2 separate regions of the Homo sapiens genome follow, and region 2 is linked to region 1. A link is an interaction called in ENCODE POLR2A ChIA-PET data of the cell type or tissue named here. Cell type or tissue: Caco-2. All regions are shown on one strand. Links, peaks and the distances in the headings refer to the core of each region. The heading gives the core; the rest is flanking DNA. Region 1 has its middle 8.0 kb from the start of SMARCA4. Region 2 has its middle 6.6 kb from the start of SLC44A2.

Region 1 (2,731 bases), core at 232-2,731:
ACCATGCCTGGCTAATTTTTTGTATTTTTAGTAGAGACGGGGTTTCACTGTGTTAGCCAGGATGGTCTCGATCTCCTGACCTCGTGATCCGCCCGCCTCTGCCTCCCAAAGTTCTGGCATTACAGGCGTGAACCACTGCGCCCGGCTAGCCTTTTTCTTTTTTAATTGAGATGGAGTTTAGCTCTTGTTGCCTAGGCTGGAGTGCAATGGCGCAATCTAGGCTCACTGCAACCTCTGCCTCCTGGGTTCAAGCAATTCTCCTGCCTCAGCCTCCTGAGTAGCTGGGATTACAGGCATCTGCCACCATGCCCAGCTAATTTATTTATTTTTAGTAAAGACGGGGTTTCTTCATGTTGGTCAGGCTGGTCTCAAGCTCCCGACCTCACGTGAGCCACCCGCCTTGGCTTCCCAAAGTGCTGGGATTACACACTTGAGCCACCGCGCGCCTGGCCGATTTTTTTTTTTTTTTTTTTGAGATGGAGTCCCATTTTGTCGCCCAGGCTGGAGTGCAATGGCACGACCTCGGCTCACTGCAACCTCTACTTCCCAGGTTCAAGCGATCCTCTTTCCTCAGCCTCCAGAATAGCTAGACTACAGGTGTGTGCCACCACATCTGGCTAATTTTTGTATTTTTTTTTTAGTAGAGGCGGGGTTTCACCATATTGGCCAGGCTGGTCTCACACTCCTGATCTTGTGATCTGTGTGCCTTGGCCTCCCAAAGTGCTGGGACTAGAGGCGTGAGCCACTGCACCCGGCCTACACTTACGATTTTTAAGAGGCTGTTGCTGTCTTCTGTTTTCAGAGAAGTGCATTTCAAGTTTACAAAATTGCCTAGCATGGTGGCTCATACCTTTAATCCCAGCACTTTGGGAGGCTGAGGTGAGAGGATTGCTTGAGCTCAGGAGATCAAGACCAGCCTGGGCAACATGGTGAAACTTCATCTCTACAAAAAATAAAAAAAATTAACCAGGTGTGGAGGTGCGCACCAGTAGCCCCAGCTACTCAGGAGGCTGAGGCGAGAGGATGGCTTGAGCTCTGGAGGTTGATGCTACAGTGAACCATGATTGTGCTACTGCACTCCAGCCTGGGTGTGACCAAGTGAGACCTTGCCTCAAAAAGTAACTAACTACCTACCTAATTAAATGTTTACAAAGTCACTAGAAGAATTTGTGTGCAGCCCCAGGGAAAAGTAATAGCTGGATAAGCCCAGAACAGCAAAATGCTTTTTCTGAGAGAAGCAGACCTGCTGAGGCCCAGACTCACTCTTCTCAGACTGAGAGCACATCTGCAGGTGATGTTTGGGAAACCCCGGCTTGGCTTGCCTTGGGACACTTCCAGTAGCTCCAGTTCAGGGTTGGAAAACCTGTTCTGCCACTGTCTTGTGGATGCCACTCCCAGGTTTATATATTTATTTATTTTTTGATGGACTTTCACTCAGTCACCCAGGCAGGAGCGGAGTGGCATAATCTCAGTCACTGCAACCTCCGCCTCCCAGGCTGGAGAGATTCTCCTGTCTCAGCCTCCCGAGTAAAACTGGGACCACAGGTGCCCGCCGCCAAGACTTGCTAATTTCTGTGTTTTTAGTAGAGACAGGGTTTTCCCATGTTGGCCAGGCTGGTTTCAAACTCCTGGCCTCAAGTGATCTGCCCGCCTCAGCCTCCCAAAGTGCTAGGATTACAGGAATGAGCCACCACGCCCAGCGCAATCTTAGGTGGATTTTCTCCATTTTACTTGTACTCGTGTGTGTGTGTGTGTGTGTGTGTGCGCGCGCGCGCGCGTGTGTAGTAAATTGTATACAATTTGCTTCCTATGTAGGTTTGCATATTCACGCCCACATTCAAAATACTGATCATGGCTGAGGCGAGTGGGTCACTTGAGGTCAGGAGTTTGAGATCCACCAGGCCAACATGGTAAAACTCAATCCCTACTAGAAATACAAAAATTAGCCGGGCGTGGTGGTGGGCTCCTGCAATCTCGGCTATTTGGGAGGCTGAGGCAGGAGAATTGCTTGAACCCAGGAGGTGGAGGTTGCAGTGAGCCAAGATTGCACCACTATACTCCAGCCTGGGAGACACAGCGAGACTCCATCTCAAAACAAATCAAATCAAAACAAAACAAAACAAAAAAATTTAATCAGATAGTATGTAACATTTTTGAGATTGGCTTCCCCTCCCCGGTTCCCGCCCAAAGCATAATTCCCTAGAGATTCATTCATCTCGCCTGGGTGCCGTGGTTCACGCCTGTAATCCCAGCACTTTGGGAGGCCGAGGCGGGCAGATCACGAGGTCAGGAGATTGAGACCATCCTGGCTAACACGGTGAAACCCCGTCTCTACTAAAAATACAAAAAATTAGCCAGGCGTGGTGGCAGGTGCCTGTAGTCCCAGCTACTCAGGAGGCTGAGGCAGGAGAATGGCGTGAACACAGGAGACAGAGCTTGCAGTGAGCCGAGATCCCGCTGCTGCACTCCAGCCTGGGCGACAGAGCAAGACTCCGTCTCAAATAAAAAAAAAAAAAAAGAGAGATTCATTCATCTCATCTGTTGTGCATCTCAATAGTTTATTCCTTTTTATTTATTTTTTTGAGACTGGGTCTTGCTCTGTGGCCCTGGCTGGAGTGCAGTGATGAAATCATGACTCACACAGCCTTGATCTCCTGGCCTCAAGTGATTCTCTCTCCTCAGCCTTCCGAGTAGCTGGGACTATAGGCATGTGCTGCCACGCCTCGCTTAT
Region 2 (3,019 bases), core at 224-2,723, 330 kb before region 1:
GCCAAGTGTATGCCAGGCACCTCTCTCTGCATTTTCAGCTCCATCTCACAGAGGAGTAACTCAAGTTCACACAGCTAGGCATGTCCCAGCTTTACCATTCATGGCACCAAACCCTCAGGCTCCCCAATCTTTTCCTGAGACAGCTGAGACTCCCTCATGTGTTCCCTCCCCGGTGCGGCCCTGTCATGCTCCTGCTCAAACACCCTCCATGGCTCCCACGTACTCATCAAACCTAGACTGGGAACGGACCGCTCAAGTGACTAGCAAAGCCCTTCCCTTTTCTGAGCCTCGGTTCTCTCTCCTATAAAATGGGTTGATGAAATGGCCTCCAGTATGGTGGAGAGGATCTGAAAGGTAGTGAGTTCGCTTTGCTCACCACTGGCTGTCTCTATGCAGCCGCTCACCCTCTGCCATTCTAGCTGACACCAGAAACTTCCGGTACTCCCTTGTCTCTCTGCCTTCTGGCTTTACCGGTCTTACTGCCTATCTGATGGTAGAAGTATTCTCTTATGCTTTCCCTTCATACTTGTAATAGTTTTGAGTTTTCTGTGTTTGCGTGATTAATCCATGTGGAATTTTTTTTCTTTTAGACAGTTTCACTCTTCTCATCCAGGCTGGAAGTGCAGTGGCGTGATCTCGGCTCACTGCAACCTCCGCCTCCCGGGTTCATGCCATTCTCCTGCCTCAAACTCCCGAGTAGCTGGGACTACAGGCGCCTGCCACCATGCCTGGCTAATTTTTTTTTTTTTTTTTTTTTGAGACGGAGTCTCGCTCTGTTGCCCAGGCTGGAGTGCAGTGTCGTAGTCTCGGTTTACTTCAAGCTCCACCTCCCGGGTTCACGCCATTCTTCTGCCTCAGCCTCCCGAGTAGCTGGGACTACAGACACATGCTGCCACACCCGGCTACTTTTTTGTATTTTTAGTAGAGATGGGGTTTCACCATGTTAGCCAGGATGGTCTCGATCTCCTGACCTTGTGATCTCCCCGCCTTCGCCTCCCAAAAGTGCTGGGTTTACAGGTGTAAGCCACTGCGCCCGGCCTTTTTTTTTTTTTTTTTTTTTTTGAGACGGAGTCGTGCTCTGTTGCCCAGGCTGGAGTGCAGTGGCGCCATCTCGGCTCACTGCAAGCTCCGCCTCCCTGGTTCACGCCATTCTCCTGCCTCAGCCTCCCGAGTAGCTGAGACTACAGGTGTCTGCCACCACGCCCGGCTAATTTTTTGTATTTTTAGTAGAGACGGGGTTTCACCGTGTTAGCCAGAATGGTCTCGATCTCCTGACCTCGTGTTCCGGCCATGCTCGCCTAATTTTTTTGTGTATTTTAGTAGAGGCAGGGTTTCGCCGTGTTGCCCAGGCTGGTCTCAAACTCCTGAGCTCAGGCAATCCGCCTGCTTCAGCCTCCCAAAGTGCTAGGATTACAGGCATGAGCCACCATGCCTGGCCTTTTCTTCCTAATATACATTCAGGGCTACTGAATAAAGAATTTATCCTTTCCCTGTAAATTCTACATGTATCATGTATACAATTCTTTTTTTTTTTTTTTTTTTTTTTGGATACAGGGTCACACTATGTCACCCAGGCTGTAGGGCAGTGGCGCAATCACAGCTCCCTGAAACCTGAACCTGAACCTCCTGGGCTGACGTGATCCTCCCACCCTAGGCTTCCCCAGTAGCTGGGACTACAGGCACATCATGCCCGGCTAGTTTTTAAAAATTTTGGCCGGGCACAGTGGCTCACATCTGTAATCCCAGCACTTTGAGAAGCCGAGGCAGGTGCGTCGCTGGAACTCAAGAGTTCGAGACCAGCTGGGCAACATGGCAAAGCCCAGTCCCTACAAAAAAATATAAAAAATTAGCCGGGCGTGGTGTTGTGTGTCTGTAGTCTCAGCCACTTGGGAGGCTGAGGGAGATGGGCTTGAGCTCAGGGGGTAGAGGTTGCAGTGAGCCGAGATCATGACACTGTACTCCAGCCTGGGCAATACAGCCAGACCATGTTTCAGAAAAAAAAAAAAAAAGTGTTTTTTTTTTTTTTAAGCCTCAGAGCCTACTTTGGCTCAGGAGGCTGCTCGATTTGCAATACAAAAAAGAAAAAATATTTTTGTAGAGACGAGGTCTCAATATATTGCCCAGGCTAGTGTTGAACTCCTGGAGTCAAGCAATTCTCTTGCCAAATGTTGGGATTACAGGCGTCAGCCACTACGCCTGGCCTGAGATTCATTTAAGTATAAAATTAGCAAATCTCCGCCGGACGCAGTGGCTCACACCTGTAATCCCAGCACTTCCAGAGGCCGAGGCAGGCGGATTGCCTGAGCTCAGGAGTTCGCGACTAGCCTGGGCAACACAGTGAAACCCCCATCTCTACTAAAATACAAAAAATTAGCCAGGCGTGGTGGCGTGCACCTGTAGTCCCAGCTACTTGGGAGGCTGAGGCAGGAGAATCGCTTGAACCTGGGAGGCTGAGGTTGCAGTGAGCCAAGATCATGCCACTGCACTCCAGCCTGGGTGACAGAGCGAGACTCCGTCTCAAAAAAAATCTGCAAATCTCCAACCTGGGCAACATGGTGAAATCCTGTCTCTACAAAAAAAAATCCAAAAATAATTAGCTGGGTGCAATGGTGTGTGGGTAGTCCCAGCTACTCGAGAGGCTGAGGTGGGAGGATCACTCGAGCCCAGCAGGTGGAGGTTGCAGTGAGCCAAGATTGTTTCACCACACTCCAGACTGGGCAACAGAGTGAGGCTTTGTCTCAAAAACAAAAACAAAAAAAAAATTACTGGGCGCTGTGGCTCATGCCTGTAATCCCAGCACCTTGGGAGGCTGAGGTGGGCGGATCGCCTGAGGTCAGCAGTTCGAGACCAGCCTAGCAAACATAGTGAAACCCCATCTCTACTGAAAATACAAAAATTAGCCTGGCATAGTGGTGTGCGCCTGTAATTCCAGTTACCCGGGGGTGCTGAGGCAGAAGAATCACTTGAACCTGGATGTTGCAGTGAGCCAAGATCGGGCAACAGAGCAAGACTCCATCTC

What was found. Peaks named below come from ENCODE experiments on the same cell type or tissue, not always from the same donor. Only the 100,000 strongest peaks of a DNase experiment are listed, where the experiment ranks them.
Region 2: POLR2A ChIA-PET joins it to region 1 with 7 read pairs; 3 of 35 experiments call an interaction of 5 or more read pairs at or near these places.

Annotation. Positions count from the first base shown.
Region 1 is chr19:10,951,633-10,954,363 of GRCh38, forward strand. No RefSeq gene overlaps it. Among named protein-coding and RNA genes, the nearest start is that of SMARCA4, 8.0 kb to the right of the region's middle. In Caco-2, for the core only: no CTCF peak of the experiment used is centred there; a DNase peak (open chromatin) is centred at 1,349.
Region 2 is chr19:10,617,436-10,620,454 of GRCh38, forward strand. It overlaps a transcript of SLC44A2 not described here. Among named protein-coding and RNA genes, the nearest start is that of SLC44A2, 6.6 kb to the right of the region's middle. In Caco-2, for the core only: no CTCF peak of the experiment used is centred there; no DNase peak of the experiment used is centred there.